Linked DNA regions of Mus musculus: region 2 is linked to region 1. A link is a loop called in an ENCODE intact Hi-C map of the cell type or tissue named here. Cell type or tissue: heart. All regions are shown on one strand. Links, peaks and the distances in the headings refer to the core of each region. The heading gives the core; the rest is flanking DNA.

Evidence for each region. A loop is a pair of places that touch in the nucleus more often than their neighbours do. Peaks named below come from ENCODE experiments on the same cell type or tissue, not always from the same donor. Only the 100,000 strongest peaks of a DNase experiment are listed, where the experiment ranks them.
Region 2: a loop joins it to region 1, with 2.0 times the contacts of the local background. A loop is called at or near these places in 4 of 42 quality-filtered maps.

What each region holds. Positions count from the first base shown.
Region 1 is chr5:134,781,926-134,797,694 of GRCm38, forward strand. The region is part of intron 2 of Gm30003 (a long non-coding RNA gene); the gene reads left to right. Among named protein-coding and RNA genes, the nearest start is that of Eln, 42 kb to the left of the region's middle. In heart, for the core only: a CTCF peak has its summit at 9,606 (motif pointing right); DNase peaks (open chromatin) are centred at 4,026 and 6,456; H3K27ac peaks cover 3,163 bases.
Region 2 is chr5:134,856,773-134,872,541 of GRCm38, forward strand. No RefSeq gene overlaps it. Among named protein-coding and RNA genes, the nearest start is that of Tmem270, 42 kb to the right of the region's middle. In heart, for the core only: a CTCF peak has its summit at 8,506; a DNase peak (open chromatin) is centred at 8,579; H3K4me3 peaks cover 348 bases; H3K27ac peaks cover 1,430 bases.

The DNA of each region.
Region 1 (15,769 bases), core at 2,843-10,842:
AGGGAAGGCACTGTGACCTGTTCTTGGGGAGAGTGGGCAGTGGCCTGGACACAGGGATGGCAGCTGGACAGGAGAGGATCGGTTTGGCGTTTCCTTTGGAGGCAGAATTGACAGGTCTTGGCAGAGGCTGGGACGTGGGTGGCGAGGGACAGGAGACTCCAAAGCTGCCTCCTAATTTTCTGGCCCCAAACACTGGGCAGGTGATGGTGCTATTTCCTGAGATGGGGAAGATGCAGAAAGGAACAGGCTACGGAGGAAATGAACACTCCTGTTGGACGAGTTAACTTCAAGTTATAATGTGTCCCGCCTGGTCAGTGATTGACAGAGCCCGGCTGGTCCACACCTGCCTAGGCAGGGCCCCTCGAGGAGCTTCTAAGCCCTGCAATTACTTGATTATATTATATTATGTTTAGTTTTTAATTACCTTTTAAGTGTGTGTGTGTGTGTGTGTGTGTGTGTGTGTGTGTGTGTGTGTGTAAACTTGCAGGAGCTGGTTCCAACCATGTGGGTCGTGCAGAGCCATTCTGGCTTGGCAGCAGGTGCCTTCATCCCTGAGCCATCTCCTGCTTCCTGAGTAGAGTCTATTATCACCTGGAGACACTGGTCCAGAGCCTTCCCAAATGCCAATGTCGACAATTGAAATGTCCCATCTTTTGTTCGTAACAAAACGAAGGACGATGGCCTTGTTCTTGGGGCTCAGCTGGAGGTCTGGGTGTCTGTCGAGAATTCAGCCTAGCTCTCAGGTTTGCCTTTGTATCTCATCCTATGCCCACAGGTCCCTCAGCACAAGTCTCTCTCCTCCTCTCTCAAATGTGTCCATGTGTTCATGAAGGTGTGTGTATACATGTGTGTCCACACGGATGCCGAAAGTTGGCCTTGGGTATCTTCCATGGGTTCCAGTATCTGCTCATGCTATCCTTTGAGACAGTCTCACACTGAGCCCACAGCTCCCTGGAGATCCGTCTGTTTCTGTTTTTGCCCCAACCACCCAGTGCTAGCTTTAACACATGTGCATCAGGCCTGGCTTTTGCATGTGTCAGAGACCCAAACACAGCTCTCCATGCTTGTATAGGAGGGCCTGTGCCAACTACACCATCTCCTCGGACCTTGTTTTGTGAATTGAGACAAGGTCTCTAGCCCAGGCCAGCCTCAGACTCCCTGTGTAGCCGGTGGTAGCTCTAAATCTCTGATCCTCTTGCCTTGACTACCTCTTAAGCAAGTTTTGGGATTACAGGCCTGTACAACACTTCGGGCCATGCTGAGCAAGACCCCAGAGCTGTGTGCAGCCTGGATAAGCATCCTACTAAGAGAGCTACATAAACCCTCTCCCTGCTTTCTCCCCACTTAAAACAGGACCTCACCGTGTAGCCTTGGCTGACCCTGATCTCCTAGTCTTCTAGCTCAACTCCCCAAGGTCTCGGATGATAAGTGTGTACCACCCCAACTGACTGGCATCAGATTTCAGCTCAAATTCCATCTCTTCTGTCTATCCAGTAGTTGAAAGCTGTGTGCATGAAGGAAGGGCTCTGCTTAGGTGAGATGGAATGGTATCCACGTTCCCTCCTAAGGGTCAGGGAGCATTCATTGGTATAAGGTCTGCAGAGACCTCCCAGCAGAGCAGTTCATACACAGTGCAGGAGTTGTCCCTGTTATTTAGTACTGCTTGAGCTCACCCAGCCCACCATAGCAGAGTGTGTACTCTGAGTAGAAGGCTCCCAACGTCTTCTTGCGCTGTTTTTACTTGTATTTGGAGGTGGGGTATAACTCAGGGCTTTGTGCATGCTAGGCAGGGTGCTCTACCACTGAGCCACGCCCCCAGCCCCTCACTGGGGATTCCAGGCAGTTGCTCTACCACTGAGCCACGCCCCAAGCCCCTCCCTGGGGGATTCTAGGCAGGGGCTCTACCACTCAGCCACGCCCCCAGCCCCTCCCTGGGGGATTCTAGGCAGGGGCTCTAACACTGAGCCACGCCCCCAGCCCCTCCCTGGGGGATTCCAGGCAGGTGCTCTACCACTGAGCCACACCCTCACCAGCCCCTTTCCATGTCATACCATTGTTCTGCCTAGTCAGCATATAAGACAAGCCTTGCCTACAACAAATCCCAGTGGCATTCACATGGGGTGACTGAGTGCCCCTATCCCTTCTTGTTAGTGACACTGTTGGTGTAAAACTTGTGTATCATGTGAAAAGCAGGCCCTGGATTCTATCTCCATTACCACAAAAAGACTCCTCCCCCACCCCCAACCCCCAACACTGTAAAAATCCACCAACCTAGAGCCGTGGTGTTCCTGCGCCCATAGCAGTGTTTTATAGCGAGGGATTAGGGTTTATTAAACTTGCTTCAGGGCCCATCAATTTCTCTGTTACTCTCAGGAGCTCCCTAGTCACTGGGCCAGGCAGAAGTCTGGCCTGTGTCATTGAGGAATGGGTTTTTGCTTTTATTTTTTGTGTTATCTAGCTTCTCTCTCGTTCACTCATTTGCTTGCTTCTGATTCTGTTTCTTCTGGTCAAGTTTTTTTTTTTTTTTTTTTTTTTTTAGACAGGGTCTTACAATATAGTACAAGCTGGTCTCAAACTAAGGATCCTCCTGCCTCATCCTTCTGAATGAGCAGGGCTTATTCTCTTTGAGAAGATGTGTGTGTGTGTGCATGTGTGTGTGGTATGTACATGAGTGTGGTGTGTGTATATGAGTGTGATGTGTGTATGGTGTGTATGTATGTGATACGTGTGGTGCATGGTATGTGTGTGTGTGGGGTGCATGGTGTATGTGTGTATGCGTAGTGTGTGTGTGTGTGGTGTGTGTGTGTATGGTGTGTGTGTATGGTGTGTGTATGTGTGGTATGTCTATGGTACATCTATATATATGTATGTGGTGTGTATGTGTGTATGCATGCATGTACACTATGTATGTGTGTATGTGGAGGTCAGAGGCTGACATCAGGTGTCTTCCTCAATTTCTCTCTACCTTAGTTTGGGGGCAGGGTCTCTTTCGGCTGGGCTGGACAGCCGAGAAGCTCCAGAGGGTGTGTCTGTCGCCATCGCCCTGTGCTGGGGTCCCAGGAGTGTGTTGGCACCCCCTGTGCTGGGGTTCCTGGAGCATGCTGGCACCCTGGCTTTTAAGGTGGGTGCTAAGGATCTGAGCTCAGTTCCTCACACTTTTTTTTGAGTAAGCACTTTAACAGCGCAGCCATGGTCCAGCCTCTTTTCCCAGCGCTTCCATGGTTTCTGTGTTCATACTTCCCGCCCTCACTTTCCAGGATGCCATCTCTGACCTGGCTCAGGGACTCTCCATCCAGCTTGGGCTCCATTTCGTCCTTGTCTGGGGACATGGACAGCCTTTACCCCTTACTCTGGAAGTCTAAGATGTAAGATGACAGCTGTCCGGGACGGTCACTGCTCTGCCCCTCTTGAGACACAGGATCATGACAATTCAGGGTGGCTTTTAGAATTCAGTACGAATGGGGATTACAGGAGTCAGCAAGGGAACAATGACTACAGTGGCAGAGCACAATGACACATACGCGCGCGCGCGCGCACACACACCAAAAACAAACAAACAAACACAACAAAACCCATTCTCTAGTTCATTTGGAACAGCAATTCAAGTATTAAAAAATATTTTTTTTGAAGCAGGGTTTCATGTAGTCGAGACTGGCATCGAATTTACTATGTATCACAGGATGACCTTGAACCCCTGATCTTCCTGCCTTCACCTTCACAGTGCCAGGATCACAGGCATGAGGCCTCATACCAAGTTTATGTGGTGTTGGGGACCAAACTTAAGGCTTCCCGGATGTCAAGAGAGCATTCCACCAATTGAGCCCCGCAATGCTTCAACTCCCAGACAAGAAACAAAAGAAAGACTTTTATTTCCTGGCACAGAACACAGTGTGGGAGAGGCAGGGTCCAGTCCAGGCCTGGCTTGTGACCTACATGGGTTCTTCAGCCAGCTTCTCCCTGGCTGGCTCACTGATGACCGTCCCCAGGCTTAGGGTATTAGCCTAGGGACCCAGGTAAAGGGGGGAGGATGGGTGAGGCTGGGGCTCCAGGCTATGGAGTTTCCCTTGGCCCCGACTTCCACAGGGGCTCCATTCCCAGTGTGATAAAAGAGGCATTAAGTGGGAGCGGAGAGGATGAAGTAAGGGAGAAGATATGAGTGACCGCGCCCGGCCCCCCGAGCCTGAGCCCTCCCTGCCCTGCTCCACCAGGAGGCCTTGGAAAAGGACAGGCCTTTCCCCAGCCTCAGCCTGTGCCAGGCACCAAGGGAGCTAGCTTAATCCAGCCAAGCCCGGCCTGATCCCCAGGCTTCGGATGCAAATGCCCTTCAAGTCTCCTTTTGTTTTGTCTGTGTGTGTTCAAGTTTGCGCGCGCGCGCGCGCGCGCGCGCGTGCGTGCGTGCATGTGTGTGTGTGTGTGTGTGTGTGTGCATATGTACTTACAGGGAGGTCAGAGATTGATGTCAAATATGATCGCCACTGTAATTTTTTAGGGTAGGGTCTCTTCACTGAGCCTGGAACTCACTGATTGGTTAGGCTTGTGCCCAGCAAATCCCGGAGAAGATAAGCAGCTTTTACATTTCTTTCCTTTTTTTTTTTTTTTTTTTGAGACAGGGTGGTTTTTCCGTGTAGGTCTGGCTGTCCTGGTACTTGCTCTGTAGGCCAGGCTGGCCTGGAACTCACAGATCCTTCTGTCTCTGTCTCCCAAGTGCTTGGATCAAAGGTGTGCAGTGCCAGCACTGCCCGGCTTCTTTATGTTGGTGTGTGCGTGTGCACCTGTGTGTGCATGTGTGCATGTGTGTGTGTGTATACTGTGTGTACATGTGTAGGTGTAGGTGTGTACCTATGTCATGGTATACACGTGGAGGTCAGAGAAGAACACACGGGAGCAGGTCTCTTCTTCTCCGCAGTGGGTCCCAGGAATGGAACTCACATAGTTACATTTGGCAGCAAACACCTTTATTCCCTAAGGCATCTCCCTAGCTCTGTCCTTGGGCTTTTATTTGAGTGTTTGGGATTTGAACTCAGGTCCTCAAGTCTGCATAGTAAGCACCGGACCACCCAAGCTACTCTCCAGTCTCAGAGGTTTTGTGTTCGTTCTATACCCAGACCTCCTCTCTGTCCTCACTTCACCAGATCTATGTCCTACATCAGGGTTACTTGGAATAAATTAGGAGATCCGATGGGTACGTCCTGCTCTTCTGGGGAAATTCTGAGCCTGTAGCTGCCCAGAGAGGGCATAGTGTCCTCCAGTTGGGCCTGCATGGCCCACCCACCCCATGCCTCCCAGACTCCTTTCCTTTGTGGGGAAAGCTGTTTATTCCCAAGGGTTTCTCACCTCACACCAGAGCCAGCCCCTGAAGGCATTGGCGTGTCATAAACCAGCCTGACCCTAATTTATCTCATCACCATTCCGGAACTGGGGAAGGGAATGGCTCTCCAAGGTTGGGTGGAAGGCTGGCACCATTGACCTAGCCTGGACGGTGACCAAGCTGGATTCGAACCTGGTACCTTCCCCTGCTGAGACCCAGACAAAGAGCGAGTGTGTCCAAAGCGTGGGGTTGGTTTCCTGCTTTGAGTGTGCCAGGATTTCCAAAACCACATAAAGTCTGTGCCCTCCCTGCCACAGAGCTGAATGGCTTCACGTTTTCTTGGGACGTCACCCCGAGCCATCATTGGGAGCCTGGAACATACATGGTTTGGAGGGTGGGCACCCCACGGTGTCTGCTTAGCTTCACAGGCCTCTGCTGTCCTCAGGAACAGCCCTTAGGCACCTCCAGGCTCTAAGCAGTTCAGATGGGACTGTCTCTCTCTTCCCCGTGCTGCTATGGTGGGGCTCAGATAGTGCACTTTTGCCATACCCCAGGAAACCTGTGCTCCCTCTCACACCCAGAGACCTGTCAATCATCCTTCCTCTGCTGGCCCCTCCCCTCCCTGGCCCCAGATGCCTGGTTGTGGTGGCAGGTGCTGGGAACCCCTGCTTCTGAGTGGTGAAAACTGAAGGATTTTTGAAATTTGCTGGCCAGAAACCTAGCTCTAAGCCAATGAGAGACCCTGTCAAAAAAAAAAAAGGGGGGGGTGGGTGGCACTCATGGTTGTCCACTGACCTCCACAAGGTACCTGCACGTATATGATAAAGGAAAAAGAAAAAAAAAACCAATATCTAAGAAACATCAGGAAAATAAAGCAGAGAGATCGGAGGGGGTGAATGTCATGCCCAGAGGCCCTTTTCTGTCCCTGCCTGCCCCACACAGCGATGGCAGGTGGATGCGGGTGAGAGCCAGCCTGGAGGACCCCAAGTTCAGCATTATGTGAGGGTTGCTCTCTCAGGATGGTGACCTCAGTCTACTCTGCACATGAGCCAGGGTCTTAAGCCTGTCTGGGCTGACTCTGAGCCGTGGACTGGATGCTGGCCCTCACGCGGCCCGTGCTGACAGATTGGATGTCTCCGGTGCGCCAGCGGCTGCTGCTAAGTGGCTTTCTGGCAGGGAGTCAAGGGTCACCTCATCGGCAGCTCTGATCCAAATAGCTCTGGCCTGTTTCGGGGGGCTCCTCCCACGTCTGCCGGTTGCATGAGGCTCTGTTTATTGTCGACCCTGTCTAGTGGTCTTTGGGGGAACTAGCTATAGGAACCACAGCCTCCTTTGGGACAGATGGCTTCCTGGTCAGAGAGGGCTTAGGTTGGGGTATGTAGACCACAAAGTCTCAACCACTCATGTTTATCATGAGACACACGTGTAGGGCCCTTCTATGTCCTGAGTCCCCGTTTCTAAATCCTATCCTCTGTCTTCAGACCTGTGCGAGTCTCCAGACTTCTTGTTCTGAGCCTTAGCACTTGGTAAGGCTTTCATTTCAGAGTTGGTTTTGTGTGCATATGTGTTTGTGTATGTGCAGGTACATACAGCTATGCATGTTCATGTATGCACATGGTGCAGAGACTTGAGGTGGATGCCGAATCTCCCTCAACTGCTTCCCAAAGAGTTCTGGTTTTTGAGACAGCATTTCTCATTGGTTTAGGGCTCATCAATTCAGCTAGACTGGCCAGCCAGTCCCCTGCCCCCCCCCACCCCTCACCCCGTGGAGGGCATCGCCCTGTCTCTGCCTCCCCAGAGCTGGGATCATAAGCATGTGCTCTGACTTTTAGAATTTTCTAATTTAATTTAAATTATTTTGTATTTATTTAGTTGTGTGTATGTGTGTGTAGACATGGGTGTACCACTGTGAACATATGGAAGTGGAAGAATAATTTGGGGGAGTCAGTTCTCTATCCTCCCACTGTGGGTTTTTAGAGATCAAACTTGGGTAAAGCTGGTTGAGCGGCGGGCACCTCTGTCCTCTGAGCCATCCCAGCAGCCCACCCTCCAGCTTTGCATTTTACGTTGGCTTTAGATGCCAAGTGACACCCAGGTCCTCCTGTTTAGGACCAAATGCTTTATCAAGTGAGCTATCTCCCCTTTCCCGTCTTCATATTTGGATCAAGCTGGCTTTGAACTCACAGCAAACTTCCTGCCTTAGCCTCCTGAGAGTTGGAATTATTGGCATTTGCCTTCACCTTGATTTGGAGAAAGTCTCTCTCAGGTCTGGAAATTGCCAATTAGTCTCTCTGCTAGCTAGGCCCAGAGCCCCAGGGATCTGCCTGCCTCCTACGTCCCCAACACTGGGATTAAAGTGTGTGCCATCTTGCTTAGTTGTTTTGTTTTGTTTTGTTTTGTTTTGTTTTAATGTGGGCTCTGGGCATCAAACTCATAGTCTCAGGGCAGGTACTTTACCAACTGAGCTGCACCCCTAATGCCCTCATCCCTGCCCTTTCTTGTTTTTAGACAGGTCTCAGGTAAACAGTGCTTGCCTTCAACACAGTATATAACTGAGGATCTCTTGATCTTCTGACCCTCCTGCCTTCACCTCCAGAGAGCTGGGATTACAAATGGTACTACCATGCCCAGCTGTGACAGATCTCTGTGAGTTTGAGGCCAGCTTGGTCTACATAGTGAGTTCTAGGCCAGAAAGGCTAGATAGTGAGGCCCTTGTCTCATAAAGCAAAACACACACACACACAACAACAACAACAAAACCCGAGATGGACAGGCACTTAAGAAATGAGAGCAGAGGTTGACCTCTGATCTTGACGACTGTGTCCATGTACGTGTACTTGAAGAGATGGAAGGTTCTAGAAAACCAAGCTCCTCATTCCTCTTCATGTAAAACGTTGGCAACTGGGAAAAGTTTACCTGTGCATGTGTGCACATTTGTGTATTTGTGTGTGCATGTGCATGCCAGGTGTGTTTTCATTTTGAATGATGTGTATCTGGCAATCATTAGATGTGTGCCTACCACCCTGGTGAACCTAATTGGAGACACGTGCTTAAGAGTCGATAGAGGTCTGGGCAGACCCTGTTATAGGAAGTCCAAGGTCAGGGCTGAGGGTGGGCGCAACGCAATGCACACGCAGAGTCAGGCATCCCTGACTGCTGATCTTTTCCTAGGAAAGAGAACTGGGTGTTCAAAGTCTAGGGGAAAATCTATAAAAGCACCAATAACCATTCATGTTTCTCAAAATAACATTGTTAGGAAGAACTCTGAAGTAAAGAAACAGTATTTCACACATCCTAAATCAGTCCTGCAGGGTCAGGCAATAACTTTGCACCTATCATCTTTCCTGTGCACGAGCAATATCCGTGTCTCCACCAGACCCTGGCCCCACCCTGCCCTACAGCCCTGCTTTACCCAGACACCCATAAATCTCTTCTTGTTCCACAAAATCTTCCTGGGAAAGGCCCCACTCTCTGTGTCTGCTCTTCCGTCCAAACTCTCAACGCCTTCAAGATTTTATGATTTCGGCTTTGTTGACTTGGCCTCCTGGGTTCCCCCGCGGTAGGCGGCTGTTTCAGAGAGGGCTAGAGGTTTTGGGTGACCTCAGCCTCACTCCTCGCCTGGCCTGAGCTAGAGGATCTTGCAAGCAAGATCCCTGCAGCTGCCAGAGGGGGCCCTAGTGGCCACTTACAGGGGGCCTTCAAGGGCATGGATCTTGGTCCAGGTTGTCTCTGTACACTGAGCTTCTAATTGATCTACCTTCAACATCCAGGATCTGGCATTAACAAAATCTCACATTTTATATCCTCCCTGCCCCTCCCCTGATTCTTCTTTCCATGAGAGACTCACAAGGGGGAACAGAAATAAGGTGCAATGCTCATGGTCTTATTTATGTCACAGATGGTCCTGGTTGTCCTCTGAGCTAAAACCACCAGGACACAGATAAAGACATGGCCGAGAGCTGAGGACGTAGCTCAGTTGGTAAGGTGCTTGCTTGGCACACACACAGCACTACCTAGAGTGGGTGTGGCAGCTCAATCTTTTAATCTCGGGATTTGAGAGGTAGAGACAGGAGGATCAGCTAGTAGTTCAAGATTCTCCTCAGCTAGTAAGTTGGAGGTCAGCGTGGACTACTTGAGACCCTGACTCAGAACAACAATAACATCCATCAGTGTTTGGACTTCAGAGTCCAAGCACTCAGCTGATCCTAGGCAACTTTACCCGGAGGTGGTGGGGGGCATTTCTAACTTAGTCCTTGAATATAAAATGCTCCTCACAGGCTTGTGTGTTTGAACACTTGCTCCCCAGCAGATGGCGCTGTGCCAGAGGCTGTGGATTCTTTAAGAGCCGAAGCCTAGCTGGAGAAAGTGGGCTGCCAGGAGAGCATGATTTAAAACTTACTATATTCTGGCCCTGCTTCCTGGAATCCTGAGATATGATCAAAGAGCCCCACTCCCTTGCTGTTACCTCAGAGAGACCCACCACCATGAAACTTGGAGTTAAAATAAATCCTTCTTCTTTTCCCTAAATTGCTACCTTGGCTTAGCTTGTTGTTGCTTTTGTTTGAGGTAAGGTCCCTTTACATAGCCAGGATAGCCTAAAACTTGCTGTGTAGCCAAGGATGGCCTTGATCTTCTGATCCTCCTGCCTCCTGAGGGCTAGGATTACAGGTGGACCACACTGTATGCATGTGTGTGTGTGTGTGGGGGGGGTGAGTTGGGGATGGAAGTCAGGTCTCTGCGCGTGCTGGGTAAGTACTCTCCAAACTACGATGTGTCTCTATCCCCTAAGCTGCTGCTTCTCAGGTATCTGGTTACAGTGATGGAAAAAGTAACTCACAGCACACAAGAGGGGATGAGGAATGCTCCAGTTTTGATTCTATTGCTGTGATAAAATGCTCTGACCAAAAGTTTAGGAAGGATGGGTTTGTTTTAGCTCACAGTTCGGACTCGCAGTCCCTTCAGAACAGAGAAGTCAAGGCAGTCAAACTAGTCCCACCACAGTCAGAGTCAAGAGTGGGGGGAAATGAGTGTATGCTTGCTTATTTGCTTGCTCCTTTCTTGGTTGAATTTGCTGACTTCCATGCTGTCTAGGAACTGCTCCTACCCTCCCCCCACCCCCAGTGCTTGGAGAATAGTGACATGGGATTCACTGATCATCAATCATCCACCGGCCAACTTGATCTAGATAATTCCTCATTAAGGCTCTCTTCCAGGTGACCTGGGTCATGTCAAAATGACAAGCAAAACCATCCGGCACCAAGTCTTGGGGTTTCCAGGCAAGAGGATCATTGAAAATGAGCCCTTAAAGCTATGGAGAGATGATTTACATTCTGAGGAGGGGGTGATGTCTGTGGACAGGGAGCCATGTGCTGTAAGTGAGTGACAAGATTAGAGTTGTGTGTGCAGTTGGAGCAGGTTAAGTCTTCCCTCACAGGTGGCAGAGCAAGCCTAGCTATGCCACTTAAAATTGGAATTTTAGCAAAATTGATCTTTGCTGGTGGTGGTGGTAGTGGAGATGAGCCAGAGGAAGTCACTGCACCTCAAAGCTTACTTCTAAGTAGCTGGAAGCAGATCACAGACCTACTGGCAAAGCTGCGTAGCATGAAGTTTCTAGAAGGGAGCACTGAGGAACTTGTGGCCTTGAAGCATCACTGCTATGCTGATACAGTACGAAAAGAAAATGCAAATGGGGCTGGAGAGGTGGCCAGAGGCCAGGAGAGCCCACCACTCTTGCAAAGAACCTAGCTTCCATTCCCAGCACCCATGTGGTGCCTCACAGCCATCCACGACACCAGTGCCAGGAGATCCAGCAAGGTCTTCTGATGTCTTAAGGTATCACATCAGTTTTCTCAACCTTCCTAATGTCCCGGCCCTTTAACACAGTTCTTAGCCCTTTTGGTGACCCCCAACCATAACTCTATTCCATTTCTTATTCATAGCTGCAATCTTGCTACTGTTATGAACTTCAGGTAGCCCCAAAGGGGGTTGCGACCCACAGGTTGAGAATCCCCACACGACATACACCTGGAATACACAAATTCACATAGGCATGCATGTGGACACATAACAAAAACCTAACTTGATCTTAAAAACCAGAGCAACAGCATGGTTATTAATCTAAAAGCACGAATATATAAAATGTAAGGTATCAATAAATTGGATACCGTCCCAATACAAAAATTTTCATTCTTCTAAGATACTCTTAGGCAATGGCAAGACAAAGACTGGAATCCTTGGAAAATACATACTCAACCAAGGAGTTGTATCTAGAATATAGAACAAGCATTTACAGTTTAATGGGAAGAGGGCAAAGAGCTTGACTGAAAAAAAAATGAGGAAAAGAGGAAAAAGTTTTAAGTTCTCATTCATGTTGAGTATGTATGAAAACTAGCATAACATCTTTGGGATAGTTTGGCTCTCTCTCTTTTTCTCTCTCTCTCAAGTCACATTTAGGGCCAGAGGCATGGATAATTCAGCAGGGAAAGGTACTTGCTGCCAAGCGTGGTGACCTGAGTTCTACATCCCTAGAACTTCTGACCTCCACACATGCACTGTGATGTGCACAGGCACGTGTACATACACACATGGATGAATGAATGAATGAATGAATGAATGTAAAAGAGCACCAAGTAATTAAGCTAACAAGGCAAATTAGACTTGAGAAACATCTGTTCATCAGAAGACACTGTGAGCTGCAAATCTGATCCATGGCGACTCGTCTCATTGGAAGTCACTGATGGACTGAGGAGAGACAGCGGGGAATGTTCTAGAACCAAGAAAATATGTCTCCATAGGAGAACGAGTTACATTAACACACGTTCTAGTTTCCTTTCTGTCGCTGTGGTAAACACCGTGGCTGAAAGCAACTTAGGGAGGAAAGGATTTATTTTGCCTTATTCTGCCTGACAACAGTCCAGCCCTGAGGGAAGCCACCTAGGCAGGATCTTGGTGCAGAAGCCACTCAGGAGGCTGCTAGCTAGCTTGCTTTCTGGCTTGCTCAGCTAGCTGTCCTATATAGCCCAGGACCTCTTGCCATTGGAGTGCTGCAGCCCACAGCGGGCTGGGCCTCCCATGTCACTCACAAATCAAGGTGGTGCCTCACAAGCACAGCAGTGTGCCACTCCTATGGAGGTGACTCCTCAGCTGGAACACCCTCTTTTCTCGTGATTCTAAATCATGTTAAGAAGGCAATAAACACTAACACAGGCAATGTATGTATTCTTGTTGGTTTCCTCTTTTGTAGGGTCTTGCTATGTAACCCAGGCTGGCCTGGAACTTCCAGTCCTTCACCTCAACCTCCTGAATGTTGGGATTGCAAGTGTGTGAAACCACCTGGCTTTATAAACATTAAAAAAGAGAGATGTGATTAAACCCTTTACTCAGATCTTAGATTGGTGAATTCTATTGTAGGCGTATTGTATCTTGATACAAAATTATAGAAACAAAGGAAGAGGGGTTGAGGGGGGAGGCTTAGTCTAGTGGTTCTCAAGCGCCCTAATGTTGCAACCCTTTAATACAGCTCCTTGTGTTGTGGTGACCCACAACCATACAATTATTTCATTTCTACTTTATAACTGTAATTTTGCTACTGGTTCAAATCGTAACGTAAATATCTGATGTGCAGGATAGGTGACCCTTGTGAAAGTGTCATTCAATTCCAGAGCCGTCACAACCCACAGGTTGAGAACCACCAGCTTAGTAGAGTACTTGATACACAAGGGTTAAGACCTGAGTTCAGTCTCCAGAGGTCATATAGAAAGCTGTTTATGGCGGCATGTGCTGGAACCCCAGAGCTGGGAGGCTGGAGACACGTGGATCTTGGGAGCTTGCAGGCCAGACAGTATAATCCAATCAGTGAGCTTCAGACTCCATGAGACAACCCGCCTCTAAATGGAAGGTGGAGAGGCTAGAGGGGACGGCATCCTCCTCTTGCAAAGGACCTGGGTTTAGTTCTCAGCACCTGCATGGCATGGCTCATAACCACTTGTCCAGCGCTAGGGGATCCAATGCCACCTTCAGGTCCCCATGGGCACCTGCACTTACCTGTGTGTGCTTGTAGAGACACACATACGCGCACAAACACAATTGAAAACACAATTTCCAAAAGCAAACATGGTGAAGCATGACTGAGGAAGACATTTGCTGTTGACATCTGGCCTCTGCCTGCACGAGTGAACAGGTACATGCACAGACACGTACACACACATTAGCAGGTATGTGCACAAACATGCTTCCGCACATCGAAGAAACCAAAGAAGAAAAGCATCCCACCAGGGAACTGAAAAGCCAGTCTACAAAGGGGACTGTTTGTAGGGCCTTCGGGGAATGAATGTTACACGTGTGTGGACAGGTGTGTTTGTGTGTACACACGCCCATGCATGTGGGTTGCAGAAACCAGAGCAGGATGTAGGGTGTCTTCCTCTACCTCTCTTTGCCTTATTGGTGTGAGACAGTCATTTACTAAAACTAGAAGTTCACTAGTTCAGCTAGGATGGCTGGCCAGTGAGCTCTCAGGCTCTGTCTGTGTTTGCCCTCCCATGCTGGGGTTCCGAGCAGCGTTCATAGCCATGCCTGGGATTTGAACTCGGGTCTTCAGGCTTGTGAAACAGAGCTCTTACCCATGATGCCATCTCCTCATCCAGACAGGTGCTGTTTGTATATATCTGCACCATCAACACTGAGGCTGATGAAAATGGGTTAGGGACCATCTAGAGACCTGGACAATGGTTGTCCCCTTGGGGACTCACAGTTCTTAGTGGTGATTCTTCTCAGCATCAGCTGTCTGCCTTCTTTTAGTTGCTCAGGCAATTCTAGAAGGCCCCAGATTGGCCCTCAGTTCCCAGCATTCTAGACACAGTACAAGCAGGGATTCCTGGGGCATCCAGGCAGCACCGCAGTGTCGGCAGCTTTTTGGAGGGCTCTTCTGGGGATTCAGTCCTTTCTGGGTGCCCGAGTTTTCGTGGTTCAAATCCTGAGGAGTTTGCAGCCTGCCTTAAGATTATCCCAGTAGGTGGTCATCTGGCTACTATAGTCAGCCTCCCGAACTCTTGTCTTCAGGGACAGTAATGTGCTTAGGAAGTGTCCTGTGCTTTGTCAGACTGTCAACACACCATAAAGACGAACTTTCTGTGGGCCACTGTCCTGCACACCCCAGCCCTTGCCTGGAGGGCAGAGGTCCTTCTGTTCTGACAGCCATGCTCCCTCTTCCTGGCTCAGGGACTGCCATCTCTTCTGACTGGCAAGATCTCTCTCTCTCTCTCTCTCTCTCTCTCTCTCTCTCTCTCTCTCTCTCTCTCTCTCTCTCTTCCTCTCCCAGGGAACAGATCAGCCTGGAGCACAAGCACCCTAAAAGGGCCTTAAGCAAGCCCCCCCCACCCCTCCCTAGGGGATTCTAGGCAGGAGCTCTACCACTGAGCCACGCCCCCAGCCCCTCCCTGGGGGATTCTAGGCAGGGGCTCTACCACTGAGCCACGCCCCCAGCCCTTCACTGGGGGATTCTAGGCAGGGGCTCTACCACTGAGCCACGCCCGCAGCCCTTCACTGGGGGATTCTAGGCAGGGGCTCTACCACTGAGCCACGCCCCCAGCCCTTCACTGGGGGATTCTAGGCAGGGGCTCTACCACTGAGCCACGCCCCCAGCCCTTCACTGGGGGATTCTAGGCAGGGGCTCTACCACTGAGCCACGCCCCCAGCCCCTCCCTGGGGGATTCTAGGCAGGGGCTCTACCACTGAGCCACGCCCCCAGCCCCTCCCTGGGGGATTCCAGGCAGGGGCTCTACCACTGAGCCACGCCCCCAGCCCCTCCCTGGGGGATTCTAGGCAGGGGCTCTACCACTCAGTACATTCCCAATCATTTTGTAAACATTTATTGATTTATTTTGTGTGTGTGTGTGTGTCACACATGTGCATATTTGTGCCATGCGGCCTATGTAGAGGTTAGAGGACAACTTGAGGAAGTCTATTCTGTCCTTCTACATTTACATGGGTTCTGGTGATGGAACTCAGGTCACCAGACTTAGAGGCAAGCCCCTTTACCCACTGAGCCATCTTGCTAGGCTCCATTTAAAATTATTATTATTATTACTATTATTGTTGTTGTTGTTGTTGTTGTTAGTTTTAAGATAGTGTTTTGCCGAGTCACCCAGGCTGATCTTCCTGCCTCAGACTTCCAGGTAGCAAAGATGAAAGACTTCACAAGGGCATGGGCTCATAACTTCTCTTTACCAAAGGGGAAATTAAGATCATGAGAACTGAAGAGGTTGGCTGAAGCCATGTTTCTATGTAGGGGAGGAAGGCAGGCCTGGCCTGTGGTGTTTATGTCTTTAGTACTCTAGGCTACTGAGCTGTCAGTGGGACCCAGGGTATAGATAGAGGGGTGAGCCTCCTTCAAACCTTAATAGACACACGTATGCCTGCGTAAATACACAGGCCTGAGTTCACACACTCTCTTGTGTGCATGCA
Region 2 (15,769 bases), core at 3,538-11,537, 76 kb after region 1:
AATTCCCTCCCCAGGAGTCATCACCTCTCCAATCTCAGTGTGTTTGTTAGGTTATCATCACTATGACACCTGACAGAAATGACTTAAATGAGAGGGGGACAGTGATTTGGCTTGAGATTTCAGAGGGTTCAGCACTCATGTGTTGGCCTGTTGTGTGTCAACTGGACACAAGCAGAGTCACTGGAGAAGAGCAAAAAGGCAATTACAAAAAATGCCTCCATAAGAGGCATTAGTGATTGATGGGGAGGGGCTGGCCTACTGTGGGTGGGGTCATCCCCAGTCAAGTTGTCCTGAATTCTATAAGAGAGCAGGCTAAGCAAGCCATGAGGAGCAAGCCAGGAGATGCACGCAGCACTCTTCCATGGCCTCTGCATCAGCTCCTGGCTCCAGGTTCCTCCTGCCTTGTTTGAGTTCCTGTCCTGACCATTCTTCAGTGATGGACTATGATGTGGGAAGTGTAAGCTGAATAAACCCTTTCCTCCCTAAGTTGCTTTGGTCGTGGTGTTTCATCGCAGCAAGAGTAAACCTAACTAGGACATCTTGTTTACTCTGGACATTGTGGTGGGTAGGCATGATGAATTAGACTTCTCACTTCATAGCAGCCAGGAAGTAGAGAGGGGAATAAGGGGAAAGAAGAAGGGGAAAGATCTGCCTTCAAAGTCCTACCTCCCAGGACTGTTTCATCCAAGCAAGCTCATTCAGCATGAACTCACTGGTGGATGGCTGCATGAGAAGAGCTAACTCCTTCACGGTCCAGTACCTTGCTCCTAGCAGCAGCAGCTGGGAATGAAGCCTTCAATAAACAAGCCTCCAAGGGGACCCTTCACATCCAAGCCATGATACCCAGGGTCAGGGAGGGGCAGGCGATACTGAGAAGCTGCTGGTATTCCCATCAATGTGGCTCACCAACTAATGGGCTCTAGTGTTAACGTAAGGATTATAGAAGTTTAGAAGAGGTGCCAAATGGTTTCTTAGACAAGAAGGGACTAGAATGTCCTAGCTTAGGGAAGTCATGTGTGGATTTATGCATTGATGGCAGGTACATATATGTGCATATGTATCGATGTCAGAGGCCAGCCTCAGGTGTTGGTCCTCGGCGCCTTCCTTACACTTGTTGACTGTGTGGGGTGCCTATGGAAGTCAGAGGACGGTGGGAGTCGGTTCTCTCCTAACACCATGTGGGTCCTAGGGACCAAACTCGGGTTGTCCAGGCTTGGTGGTAGGCACCTTTAACCACTGAGCCATTCACTGCTCCTCCATCCACACTCCAAACCTCTGTTTGTGGCACAGGCTCTCTCAACTGGCCCAGAGCATGATGGTTAGGCTAGGCAGGCTGGCCAGGAAGCCTCAGGAGCTGCCTTCTGCCTCCTCGGAGCTGGGATGCCAAGCAGATAGATTACCTATCAGGACCAGCATTGCTTCACCTGAGTCCTGAGGCTCCAACTGATAGCCTCATGTTTACAAGGCAAGTGTTTTGATGACTGTGCTATCTCCACAGCTCAGGTTCCCCTCCAGAGTACCGGCTGTCCTCAGGGAGGTGAACTCAACGAAGCCACTTGGACCTCCCACCTCCCAAATGAGGTTCTCATGCATGACTAGAAGGTACGAGATTCGAGAAGCAGTGAGCAGGCTTCTTGGTGGAGGGAGAATCCGGACCCAGATGGGGGGTGGGGGAACATTCTGGCATCTCACCCTTGGCCCTGCACGCCCTCCCCGACTGGAGTCTGCAAGCAGAGAGTCCATAGCATGAGCGTCCTCCCCAGGGCCCCGTCCAAATTAAATTAACATTTTTTCCATTTCCCCTTTATTGCAAACAGATTGAAGGGCGCTGCACAAAAATCTGTCTCCCTCATGGCTTCCATCCGCCTTGTTTCTCAGCTTGGGTTTCCAGGATGGGCCTGGCAAAGAATGGGGAAATGGATCTTGTATCCCCTTCCTGGGGCCTCAAAGCCCCTCGTGCCTCTAGAGTGAAGCCAAGTACCACTCATAGGTACTGAGTGACTGGTCAGCTACATGACTCTTTCCATCCCTGGCTCTCAGGCTTGGGTGGTGGCACACACATGGCCCTCGGGTGGCAGAGGCAGGTGGACCTCTGTGAGTTTGAGACAAGCCAGCCTGCCTCGAAATAAAACAAAATGCCAAGAGAGTGGTAAACACACTCTAGATTCAGACCTGCTGGGGCTTTGAGATACAGCCTAGGCACTTGGCCTCAGAACAGAGGGGTCTCCAGAGAGGAGCAAGACACCTGGGGGTTGGGGGAGACCCTAGCTCAGCTGCTCTCCCTCAGTCCCCATTCAGCCTGCTTTTTGTTCTGTTCTGTTCTGATGTGTTTATGACAAGGTCTCTCTATGTAGCCCTGAATGACCTGGAGTTCATTTTATAGACCAGGCTGACCTTGAACTCATAGCGGTCCACCTGCCTCTGCCTCCAGGGAGCTAGGTTTGGTTGTTGTTTTATTTTGGGAGAGGGTCTCTCACCAGTCTGAATCTCGCTAAGTAAGCTAGACTAGGCTAGCCGGCCAGTGAGACCAACAATCTATCTGCTTCTGTGTCCCCAACACTGGGGTTATAAGCGTGTGACATGGCTTTGGGGAATTGAACTCTGACCCTTGTGCTTGCAAAGCAAATACTTTACCAACTGAGTGAGTCATCTCATCTTGTCATCGCCTAGTAGACTTTGTTCAACACTTGCTCCATTCCAGGGTCTGTGGAAGGATCTGAAGGATAGATAGACTCATGCGGGCTCTCAGAGGCCTTAGTTTAGCAGGGTCTCAATATGAGAGATCAGTCTTAGTACTGGGTGTCACAGGGACAAAGGAGAAATACCGGAAGGCTTAACCAAGGAGGTGGCTTGTTTTGAAACAGTCTTATATAGGCCCGCTGGGCTTTGGAATCACAACCACCATGTTGAGACTGTACTTCTGTATTGCCACCATCAGAAAAAAGAGTTTAAAAACAATTTGGAGGAGGAGGTGTGTATGTATGAGAGAGTATGTGTGGCGTATGCACCTTTGTGCACGAGGAGGGTAGGGGCATCCTGAGCTATCACTCTTCACCTTAGTGCCTTCAGATGGGCTCTCTCATTGAACCTGGAGCTAGACTGGTAGTCAGCAAACCTCAGAACTCCTCCTGCCTCTGCTGTCTGACATCTCTAGGGCTGCAGATGCCTATAGTCACAGCTAAGGCCTTTCATGGATGCTGGGGTTTCTGTCAGGTCCTAACTCTTGTGTAGAGTGCTCTAACCCGATGAGCCATCTCCCAGCACCAACCAAGAGAAGACACTTGACTCAGGCAGACTGTGTCGGGGGAACGGAAGGGAGCAGCAGGTAAAAGGCAGGAGACAGTCAGTAATCTGTATGGGGGAACAAGGAAAGAGAGCACTTGGGTGGAACGTGGGGGATGGAGGTGGAAGGAGGAGCAGGGGATGAGATGTCGTCGGGGAGGGGAAAGGGGAGAGTGTTAGAACCAGAAATGACAGGCACTGAAGATCCAGTACAGGATGCTGAGCAGAGGAGAAAGAGAAGTCACATTTATACTTGAGGGAACCCCTTCTGGTTCCCTGTGGAGGATCAGACTAGAAAAGGGCAGAGCCCAGAGGCAAGGAGGTAGACACCGCAATGGCAAATGAAATGGGCTCAAGATGGTCTGGAAGCAGATCTCAGTAGCACCTGCCTATAGAATCCCTCAGTGTCGAGCTGGGGGCGTGGCTTAGTGGTAGAGCCTCTGCCTAGAATTCCCAGGGAGGGGTTGGGGATGTGGCTCAGTGGTAGAGCCCCTGCCTAGAATCCCCCAGTGAAGAGCTGGGGGCGTGGCTCAGTGGTAGAGCACCTGACTAGAATCCCCCAGGGAGGAGCTGGGGGCATGGCTCAGTGACAGAATACCATCCTAGAATCTTCTAGTTAGGGTCTGGATGTGTAGCTCATTTGCAGTGTGCTGGAGACCTTGGAGTCCCTCTCCAGCACTAAGAATGCAGAAGAATAGACTCACTAGGTAGAACCAATTGACTAAGGTTGACCAGTAAGACCAAAACTGGGGATGAGAGAGGACAAGTGGGCTCTCTGCTTGGAACCCCTCACTTGGAACCTGACCCTAGAGAAAAGCAGGGCTAGGACAGCAAGGGGCTGAGCCCAGGTCTCAAGTGTGAGATCCTGTGGCTTCTCTGTCAAGTACATCAAGCCTGCTTCCAGGCACACCAATCTGGAGCCCTGGTAAGGACCTGGCTGGTGATTCCAGCCTAGTGTGTTTGGTACCAAGTCCAGAAGGAGAAGAAACCTGTCCAAATACAAGGACCACAAGAGAAGAGGACGTGACCCAAGGCTACTCATATGAGGGGCTGAGAAGAGAGTCAGAAGGCAGGCTGAGGCCTGATGGGAGGAATGTCAGCAATAAATGGTGGCTCGGAAGGGGGCAGGGAGAAGAGGAATGGTGGCCAACGCAGGTAGCCCCAGCTCCATTTATCCATCTACACATGAAAAAAGGAGAACAGAACCCCAGAGTTCTGAAAGGATCTGTGGTGAGGAAGTTAGGGGTGTGAACACAGCTTTGAAGAAATTTGACTGTTACAGGGCAGTGGGAGGCAGCTGTAGCAACACCTGGCCCTACAAGGGACTGTTTGAAATGTTACTGTTAGGACAAGAATATACAGGTAGTGCTTTGGGGAGGGCCAGAGAACACTGGCAGTCTTGAGAGAGTGAGGGCACAACTGCCCAGTGTGGCTACCACTTCCTGTGGATGTCCAGATGTGGGTATATATTTTCTGAACAAGTGACTGGGGGTGGGGCGTACAGATAAGACCAGGCATCCCTGGATTCCCTCCAAGATCAAGGTTACAAGGAAGAAGAAAGATAGGCAGATATAGGTTTTATAGCTAGGGAATGAACTCAGATCAACACTATTTGTGGGCTACTTAAGTGCTTGGAGCAAAGTAGAGAGACAGTGGAGGTCACCTGCAAGTGCATGTCACAGTTATGGAGTAGCTGTAGAGGATGTGTGAGCCCAGGCTGGACCCTCTACCCTCTTGGAGCCTCTACTTCCCCACCTGTAAAGCCAGATGCTTGGCCTTCATAAGTTATATAGGTGGCTGTGCATGTAGCATTCCAAGTATCTTGCATTTCACTCTCATGGGACTCAGGAGAGCCAACAGAGGGTCATTCCAGAACCCTAGGGCTCTATAACATGATCTCCGTGTTCCCGCCAGGCATGGGTGCCGCAGACAGTCTCACCCTCTCCGAACTGTTCTGCATCCATCCCAGCTGCCAGCTCAACTCCTCCCTCCCTTTTCCCCCTCCCCTCCCCACCCCACTCCACCCCATGCACTCTGGGCACAGCCAGCCTCGAACATATCCCAAGTGAACATTTGGCAGGCAGGGACCCCCATGATTCATGCCCCTTTTTTTATGGCCAGCCCAGCCGGCCAGAGTATGCGAGAGACATTCTTGGCCTCTCGGTGCGCCCAGGATTAGCAGGGTGGGGGCGGCTGGGTGGGAGACTGCAGACTGTGTTCAGCTCTCTTCAAGGCAGGGGGTGGTCAGGCACGAGAGCAGTGTCTGAAGTGGCCGCCAAGTTGGCCGGGGAGGGAACATGGCCCCATAAACTGAGGCCACGTCTGGGAACCAGACAGCATAGGCTGGGGCGTGGATGTGAGGGAGAGAAGCTAACTACCTACTCCATGTCCAGGGATGGAAAGGGAGCCAGGACACTGAGACAAATAGTACCGACACCCCACCCCCACACCAGCTATTTGTCTTCCGTGAGCCCCCTTTTATACTGCCATGCCCTGACACCAGCCTCTTCCTGGAATCTCCATTTTGAGCAGGAACCTAGACTCCCCCAGTGGATGGAAAGACATAGTCCCAAGTGGTGATGTGGAGACCTGGGACTGAAAGTGGCTGAGACTCTTCGTTTCTAATTCATCAGCTGGCATAGAGACCTGAGCCAACCCTAGTGTCAGACCATCATTTCAGAGTAAACCATATCTCCTTTGAATTCATGTGTCCCATGCATACCATGATAGTGCATACCTTTAATTCCAGCACTTGGGGAGAAAGAGCAGACCAGATCTCTGTGAGTTTGAGACCAGCCTAGCCCTTTAGCTGAGAACTCCAAGGCTGAGACAGGAGAATTAGCATGAATTAGGCCAGCCTGGCTGCAGGGTAAGAGCCTGTCTTGAAAACAAAATAACAAAACAAAAGCCAAATCATGAGCTTGGGATGGGACTCAGTTGGTAAACTGCTTGCCTGGCATCACTAAGCCCTTGGTTCCTCAGTTCTTTCCCCAGCACTGTGTAAACCAGGCATGGTGGCACACTACTGTAATCCCACACACTTGGGAAGTGGAGGCAGGAAGATCAGAAATTCATGGTCAGCCTCTGCTATATAGGGCTATATAAGCCCTTCTCAAAAAATGAAAACATTACAAATTACAAGCTACAGCTGTGCACAATACCAATGCACCCTAATGTATGCCGAGTCCACCACACACTGTGGCTATGTTTCCCAGCCCTGTCGTCTCAAGCCAGACCTGTGCCTCCCACTTACACCATAATCTTCAAAGCAAGTGTCCCCCCCCCTCTGTGTGTGTGTGTGTGTGTGTATGTGTGTGTGTGAGAGAGAGAGAGAGAGAGAGAGAGAGAGAGAGAGAGAGAGAGAGAGAGAAATGGGACAGAGGAGTGGGCAGATGAACAATGGAGAGAGAAAAAGGAGATGGGTCCCCACCCACTTTGTGCTCACAAAGTCCCCAGAGAACTTTACTGGGCCAAGAGCAGATGTTAGGAGGTCCCTGTTTGTGGGTGGAAAGACAGATTCATGGTTAGGAGTGCTTGTTGCTCTTCCAGAGGACTCAAGTTGAGTTTCTAGTACCCATGTCAGATGACTTATAACCATTTATAATCACTCAAGCGCAGGGGTCCGAAAGCCTCTTCTTAACTCCATCAATATTGCACATACATACACACACTCATACACAAACACACACTCACACACACACTCATACACACACATAAACACAAACACACACATACATACACACTCACACAGACACATACTCACATACCATCCTACACAAACACACACATTCATACACAAACACACACATACATACACACTCACACAGACACATACTCACATACCATCCTACACAAACACACACACACTCACACAGCACACACACACACATTCACACATAAACATACACATACACACGAACAGACTCACACACATTCACAATAACACACACTCACACACATACACATACTCACACACAAACACTCACACATACACACATACACACTCATATACACATACACACACACACAGAGACAGAAAGACAGAGACAGAGAGATGGAGGGGTGACTCAATGGTAAATGCAACTGCTGATCCAGCAGAGGACCCGGGTTCAGTTCCCAGCACTCACAGCAGGTCATTCACCGTGGCCTGTAACTCTAGCTCCAGAGACCCAACAGCCCTGGCCTCCTTGAGTACTTGCATACATATATGATTACTCACAGAGACATAGACACCTGCATAACGTAATGCAAATCAGCCTTTTAAGAAGTAAAATCATGTTTGTTTGTTTGTTTGTTTAAGACGAGTCCCTTGTTTGCTCGGTGAGAAGGTACATTCTTGTTGTCTCAGGATTCGGGAAGCTGAGGCAGGAGAACACCGAGTTGAAGGCTAGCATGAGCTACCTCTGCCTTGTGCTTTGTGCTTTGAGACTGAGACATAGAAGGACAGATTTGTGTAGCTTGTAGTGCTGGGGATTAAACCAGGACTTTGCAAATGGTGCACAAGTGATCTATTATTAAGCCACACCCCCAGCCCCTCCCTGGGGGATTCTAGGCAGGGGCTCTCCCACTGAGCCACACACCTAGCTCTCTTTTCACTTTTTACCTTGAGACAGTGTACCACTAAGTTGTCCAGGCTAGCCTTAAACTTGCAGTCTTCCTGCCCTTAGCCCCTTAAGTAGCTGGAGTAATATTCCTATACCATTGAGCTTGGCAAGGGATAACCTTGTTTAGAGCCAGGAACAAAGTTTCATTATATATCTCAGGCTGGCTTTTAACTTGAGGCAATCCTACTGCTTCAGTCTCCAGAGGTCTCTGAAAAGGTGCATACTACCACACCCAGGAAGAGGCTGGTCTTAAAATCCCATCTTTCCTCCTCCCAAGGCATTGGGCCCGGTATTTAATCCCTCCAAGGTTTAATTTCTAATCATGAAATGGGAAAGACTGTCAAATCTGGGGAGAGTTGGGGAGCAGCTTAGGCTAAGGCTGAAAAGCGCCGCTGGCAATGAAACCAGGGCACGTTTATGTTCACAAGCTTCAGGCCACTCTGAGAAGTGCCTAGGGACCCCGAGTTCCTGCCCTGGTGCCCCTACCATGGAAAAGCTGGGGTGCTGAACCTGAAGCACACTTTAGCTAGTGAGGGAACAGGAACAAAGCCCAAATTGAGCTAGCATACTTCCTGCCCAGACTCTGTCCTGCTGGGAGCTCTGAGACCTGTCCCCATAGGGGGCGCCCAGCCAAGTCCTTGCCAGGCCTGGGCCAGATCCTGATGACAGTCAGGCCAGACCAGAGCCCAGGGACTCAGCTCTCTCCCTGTTCGCTCCTTAAAAGTCCACCGGGCAAGCACAAGGGCTTGCGTGCACGGGACTGCATTCCCAGCATGCCACGGGAGGGGGGATCTGGCTAGAAGGCTCCCCGGGAAAAAAAAATTGCCTGGCTCTGGAACATTCCCTGGGAAAAGGCCACCGCACCAAGACCTGGAGCAGGGTGACAGCTGGCCACCCAATACTCAGCGTTCTGCTATGTGGGATTCATGAAGGAGAAGGGGCTTCACAGGAACGGGGGGACTCGGAAGCAGGGAGACAAAGAGAAGGGGCATAGGAAGAGCCCGACATTGACCTTGGCAATGGGGGACTCAGGCCCTTCCTCGCTCCCCTTCCTAATCTCATGTCCTTGCTCACAGGCCCTGTCACATGCACCAAACTCTACCCTCTTAGCCTCCCACCCAGGCAGGGCTCAGCCATTCTACCTTGTCTTTCTTTTCTCAGGCCTCAGTGAACTCCTGGGCATCATAATCCAAGGCTGGGCCCCACTGAGGGCATCTCAAACACTTCTGGACTGTCAAGCCAGGTAGGTGTGAACCCTAGGCTCTGTTCGGGCTCTCGGGCCATGAGGCAGGGCCGTGGGGGTCTCCTCTGAAAGGTACGTTCAGAGTAGCAGTAGGCTTGTGAGTGCAATGAGTACGAACTGGCCATGTGGGGAAGCAAGAATGGTGTGAGCTATCTCCCTTGGGATGGCAGTCAGCAGTGGGTGGTCAATCCTCATGTGACATGGCCCAGTGGTACAGTGGTTATTATATGCCTTCGTGAGCTGCTCCATGGGACAGTAGTCAACCCTGGTGTGATTTGACCCTTTAAGACAGTGGTCAGTTGGAATATAAGTCGACCCTATGGACAGTGATCAACCCATGGATGAGCTGACCTTGTGGGGCAGTGGTCGGCTCTGGGTGTGAACTGGTACCATGCATGGAGCAGGGGTCAGTCCTGGGTGTGAGCTGACCTGCCCCTGAGACAGTGGTCACTCCCGGTATAAACTGGATCCATAGAGAGCCCTGATGTGAACTGGACCCATGAGGCAGTGGTCAACATTGGTGTGAGATCTCCTTTTAGAATGATTGTCTGTCTGTCTATCTGTCTGTCACCCCCAAGAAGGCTTCCTGCAGGAGGAAGCATGGCCCTCTCACTGGATTTGAACAAAGAGACCAGAAGGAGTGTAGCAGTGGGTACATGGAGGTGCCTGGATTCCAAGTGGGAGCTACGGCAGGGTCAGGGTGAGGCACACCTCTGGGTGGGAATGCCATGACCTAGGGAGTCAGTCCTGCTGACAGAGGAAGGGTGTAGACAGAGGCTTGCAGGTGGGTGAGGGACTGTCAGGAACAGGATCCCAACATTAATAAGAATGAGGGGCCCTTGGGAATTGCTCTGTCTTTCAAGCTATGGAAACTTCTAGACTAGACTCTGCTCCACCCACCACACCCAAACACATACATACTCCATCCATGTAGAAGGGCCAGTGGGTTCCTGCAGCCCTCCTCGAGCTCCACCCAAGTCCAACCACAAGGGTCAAGGCGGCTTACAGACTTCAAATCCCATAAACTGGGGCACTGCAGGTCTCCCGGGAGGTTCCTAGAGGGATGAGTCCCTTCCCGTCCCCTCAACCCCACCCCTCACCCTGAGGAACGCAGTGTCCCTGGGAACACTGGTTAGGTACAAAAACTTCCCTACAAAGTAGACCACCTTCCGGGGATTCCAGGGGCGTGGGAAGACCCCACTTCTCGGCTCCTAAGTATGTCTTGTCACTGGGGAAAAGAAAGGAGGGATGACCATCAACATGTTAGGTTTGAGCCCTGCAATCTGGATCCAACCTGTCCGACTCTAGTCTCAACTTCCCCATCTGTAAGACAGACCCATCATCTCTATTTTTAAGATTATTTAAATTTTATTATACTTTATTTGTGTGTAAGAAAGAGAAAGAGACACAGAGAGGCACACACACACGCACACACATGGAAAGAGAGAGACAGAGACAGAAACAGACAGACAGAGAGACAGAGACAGAGAGAGCGCCACAGTGCATATGTGGAGGTCAGGAGACAACTTGCAGACTGTCCCCTGGTTCCCATTTCCATTGTGTAGGTCCAGTGATTGGACTCGTGTCTCCAGGCTTGGCTGAAACTGCCTTAACCTACTGAGGTCTCTTGTCAGCCCAGATCCATTTTCTCAACAACTTATTTGACAGAAGGCTTTCAGCTTTCCCGTTCTCCAGCACAGAGAAGCCCTCCCTTGGGATAAGGGTGAGGGGTTTTGGGGTCCTTCCTGCGTGGCCCCTCAGAGAAGCCCCTCTGTGCAATCCACATGTAAAAGAGAAGCTGGGGTGTCCTACAGGATGCCATCAGGGGTACGGTGGGGCAAAGCTAAGGAGGCAGCCGGGAGGGGCAGGGTGGGGAGGAGCTTGGAAATTTTTAGAGCCTTGACAGCCCCAGATGGAAGTGATTAAGCACTGGCAGGAGACACGGGTCGGGGGTGGGGGTGGAGAAAGGATGGTTGCTGCAGCTCAGAGCTCCAGGATCCACGCTCAGACCCTGAAATGCTTGGGAAATGCTTGGACTTGCGGCACGGGGACATGCCTGTCTCGAGAGTCGCAGAGTTGTTGTAGAAGCTAAGGTGACAAAGGACATCTGCAGACCCTGCTCAGAGTGCTACTGGTCACGGGTCTCTACAGTTCAGATCAACACTGCACTAAATAATCTGTGCTTCCCGACGCCTCTCGAGGCTCTACAGATCCCCCAGTTTCTCCCCCATCAGCTCCACTCAGTCCTTCCGCAAATCTCCGGTTTGGGTTTGATTTCCTTTAGTTTGCAGTGGGGGTGACGGTCAGAGGACAACCTGTCCTCAGGATCCTTCCACCTCACATTTGAGATGGGTTCTTTCATTGGCCTGGAACTTCAACACTTTGTCCTGTTCAATCCTCCTGTTGTTTCCCCCACCCCCACCCCCGTCCAGGCCCCCACCCCTTTCCCCCCAGTCTGCAGCACCTGGATTGTTGGCACATGCCACCACACCCAGTTTCTTTTTATGTGGGGTTTTGGGAATCCAAGTCTCAGTCCTCAGTTTACCAACTAAGCTGTCTCCCCAGACCTATTCACATGTTTTGATACAGGGTCTCCTGGTCTTGAACTAACAGTGGATAAATGTGACCTTCTGACCCTCCTGTCTCTACTTCTCCAGTACTGGGATTGCAAGCATGCAGTAATGTGTTACTGGTTTATGCATGGGCTGGGATTCGAACTGTTGGCCTTGTGCATGCTTGGCAAGCTATCTACATCCCCGGGCAGCAGAGAGGACGTGAATCACTTTGTCAGCCTGTGATTGCTCAAGCAAGGGGCTGGTATAGGTCCAGAGGGCGGTAGCTTGTGTGAGATTGGACAACGAGGAAGAGGTGGGTAAGCAATGGGAAGGAGGCAGCTGGGATCTTGTGGGGAGAGGATGGAGGTGCTATGGAAGGGGGTGGAGACAGTAGAGGCTGGGCTGGACCAGATCTGGCTAATCATCTCCTTTGCACTTGACTCTACAGTAGGTTTGGAACATGTTGGTGTAAAAAGCTTCTTGGTGTGGCGCTGACCGCTGAAGTCTTTAATAAGAATGGAAGTTTTCCCGGGGGGGGGGGGCGGGGGGGAGGGAGTGGGGTGGGGGTTGCCTTTAATCCCAACACTCAGGAGGCAGCAGCAGGCGGACCCCTTGAGTGTGAGGCCAGCCTGTTCTACAGAGCAAGTTCCAGGACAGCTCTAGCAAAATCCTGTTTTAAGAAAAAAGAAAAAGAATGAGGTACAAACAGAACTCGCAGGGCTGGGGAAGTAGCCCAGTTGGTCACTTGCTTGCCGTGGTGCAAGTATAAGAACCCGAGTTCTGATCCCTAGCACAGGGCACAGTGGTGGGTGCCTCTGAATCAACAGGGCTGGGAGACAGAGTCAGGCTGATCCTAGGTGTTCTCTGGGCAACCAGTCCAACCAAATGGGCAAGCCCCAGGCTCTGTGAGACACTGTCTCAAAGACATAGGGGATGGGAAGATGGTTCAATCGTGTAGGAGTGCTCACTGTGAAGACAAACAAGGACCTGTTCTTGGGTCCTCAACTCCCGTGTGAGAAGCCAGGGAAGCACGCACACTTTGTAGCTCCAGTGGTGGTCACAGAAAAGACAGGAAGATTTCTGAGGCTTCCTAGTGGCCCAGCCAGTGCCAAGTTCAGTGAGACCTCTCATAAGGAATGAGGAGGAGAGAGATAGAGGAGGACACTGGACAGCCTCCTCTGGACACTGTGTGTGTGCATGGACACACTCACTCTCCAACTCTGTGTGTGTGTGTGTGTGTGTGTGTGTGTGTGTGTGTGTGTGTCTGTCTGTTTGTCTCCCTTTCTGTCTCTATGTGTCTGTGTATTTGTCCCTGTCTGTCTGTCTGTCTGCAGACACACAGACACAAGAAAAAGAAGAGAAAGATGGCATTTGATAAAGGTATACACCCTCTGTCAACCTATAGCCATCACACATGTATGTGCAAGTGAGTGCAGCCACCCTACACGCATACACACAACACACGTGTACAAAAGGCCAAGAGGTCTGTCAGTTTTCTCATAGATGAGATGAGACAACCTGAGCTACATGAATCCCTAATGTCAAAAATATTAATATGTATTAATTTTACAAAAAGGATTTTATTGTGACACGTTCAAACTTGCATATGTTGTATGCCTGATCAAATTTATATCATAGATATGATAAAAAAATCATACTCCTGTCAGACTCCCACTTCCTCTTCCCAAACAGTCTCTCCTCTGCTTTCGTGCCTTACTTTTGAGACAAGATCTCACACTGCCCAGGTTCATTATCTGCTAAGAATGATCTTGAATTTCGCAATCCTCCTGCCTCCACCTCCCAGGCACTGAGACCACAGCCTCTTGCCACCACATCTAGCATCATAGAGGTTTCGATTTACATTTCTTTGGTGGCTGAAGATGTCAAACATCAAATCCTGTTTTAAATTACTCAGATCAGAAGGAGAAGAAGAAGGGGGGGGATGGGAAATAACTGAGAGCTTTTATTTGTATTAGCATGAAAAAAATACCTAGGAGAAATGAACTTGTATACCAAAAATGAAATATCACTGAAGAAATATAGTGTCTAAATACATGGGAAGGTACCCCATGGTTGTGGAGGAGATTGCATACCATCATGATGGCAACTGTGTCCAAAGCCAGTAGCCGTGCTGATGAAAATAACTTAACATGCAACTCCAGCAAATCCAAGCGTGTTGTCTTTAGAGATGGAAGAAGAAGAAGAAGAAGAAGAAGAAGAAGAAGAAGAAGAAGAAGAAGAAGAAGAAGAAGAAGAAGAAGAAGAAGAAGAAGAAGAAGAAGAAGAAGAAGAAGAAGGGGAGAGGGGAACTAACCCTAAAAAGTATTTCTTAAAGATTGGTTTTGTTTTTCTCATATGCACATGTGTGTGTTCATGTATGTGACAAAACTATGTTAATCAAGACAGCCTGTTAGCAGGTGTAAGAACAGACAGAGCCAATGGAATAAAATCAGCACGCAATTACTGCTATTCCAGCCGATAGAGTTTGCACAAGAGTGCCCAAGCTACTCAGGGGGAGAAAGGATGGTTTTGTTTTGTGTTTTAAACAGATAGGCTGGGACAGTTGGATTTTCACATATGAAGAAGGAACGTAGGACCCAGGGGCTCAGTTGGTTGAATGCTTGAGGTAGAGTCCTCACCTAGCAGGCATGAGGCCCCGAGCTCCTTCCCAGCATCGCAGAAACCAGGCTTGGTAGCGCACACTTGCAATAAGAGGATGCAAGATGCAAAGGCACATTGCCACAAGTTCAAGGTTAAGCCTGCTGTAATGCAATGAGTTGCAAGCCAGCACAGGCTACCTGGCAAGACCTGGTCATGGGGGGGGGTGGGGGGTTGCAGATATTTCTTTTGTCCTACAGTCTGTCTTTTGATTTGTTTTATTTTTATTTATGCTGTGTGTGTCTGTCTCTATGTATACATCTGTCTGTCTGTCTGTATATATGTATGTATGTATGTATGTGCATGTGAGTTTGGGTGCTTGCAGAGGTTCAAACAGATCCAAACATCCCCCAGAGCTGGAGTTACAGGTGGTAGTGAACCGCTCTATGTGGGTACTACCAGACAAACAGCAAACTGCAGCACGTGCTCTAACCACTGAGCAATCTCTCCAGCCTTTGTCTTTTTGTTTCTAGATCGAGTCCTTTAAAGTTTTTAATTTGCATGAAGCCCAATACAGCTCAGTCAGTAAAGTGCTTGATGAACCCAATTATATGCAAATTGTATGTTATTGTGTATTTATCTTTTTACTTGTGTGTGTGTTTGTGTCTGTGCAGGTATGTGTTAGCATGTGCAAGTGCATACATGCACGCACATGTGTGGATGCCAAGAGTTGGTGTTGGGTATATCCTTCAATCACTTTCCACCTTTTTTTTTTTTTGAGACCAGGTCTTTCACTGAACTTGGGGCTCACAGACTAGCAAGTCTGGCTGACCAGCGAGCTTTAGGGATTACACATCCAATGTGTGTGTGCATGCGTGCATGTGCGTGTGTGTAAGTGGATGCTGAGAATCCAAATTCAGCTTCTCCTGCTTGTATAGCAAGTACTTTACTGACTGAGCCATCTCCTCAGCCCTACAAATCGTATTTGAAGTGACCTAAGAGATGCTGCATATGAGAGACTTAAGGGATGATGGTTGGAGAGGGCTCAGTGGTTAAGAGCACTTGCTGCTTTTGCACATGACCCGAGTTTGGCTCCCAACATCAGCACCAGATGACCCTCACCAACACTTGTAATTCTAGCTCCGGATGATCTGACACCCCTGCCTGCCTTCTCATCTACTCACGTGTGTATGTATATGTGCACACACATTCATGCATATAAAATAAAAGATGAGAGAGAGAGAGAGAGAGAGAGAGAGAGAAAGAGAAAGAGAGAGAGAGAGACTTGGAAATGGTAGTAGGATGGAGGAGAGAGACCCTACTGCATATAGCGTTTGCCCAGTGAGGACTGAGGTAATTTGGGAAATGGGAGGAATGAGATTGGGAGAAGATGAGAGAAAGCAGGGACCCTTGTCCCTGGGGCAGCCATGGCTGTCTGGGAACTCATTCTCAAATTCCCTAAATTCCCTCATATTAATTTTAGAACT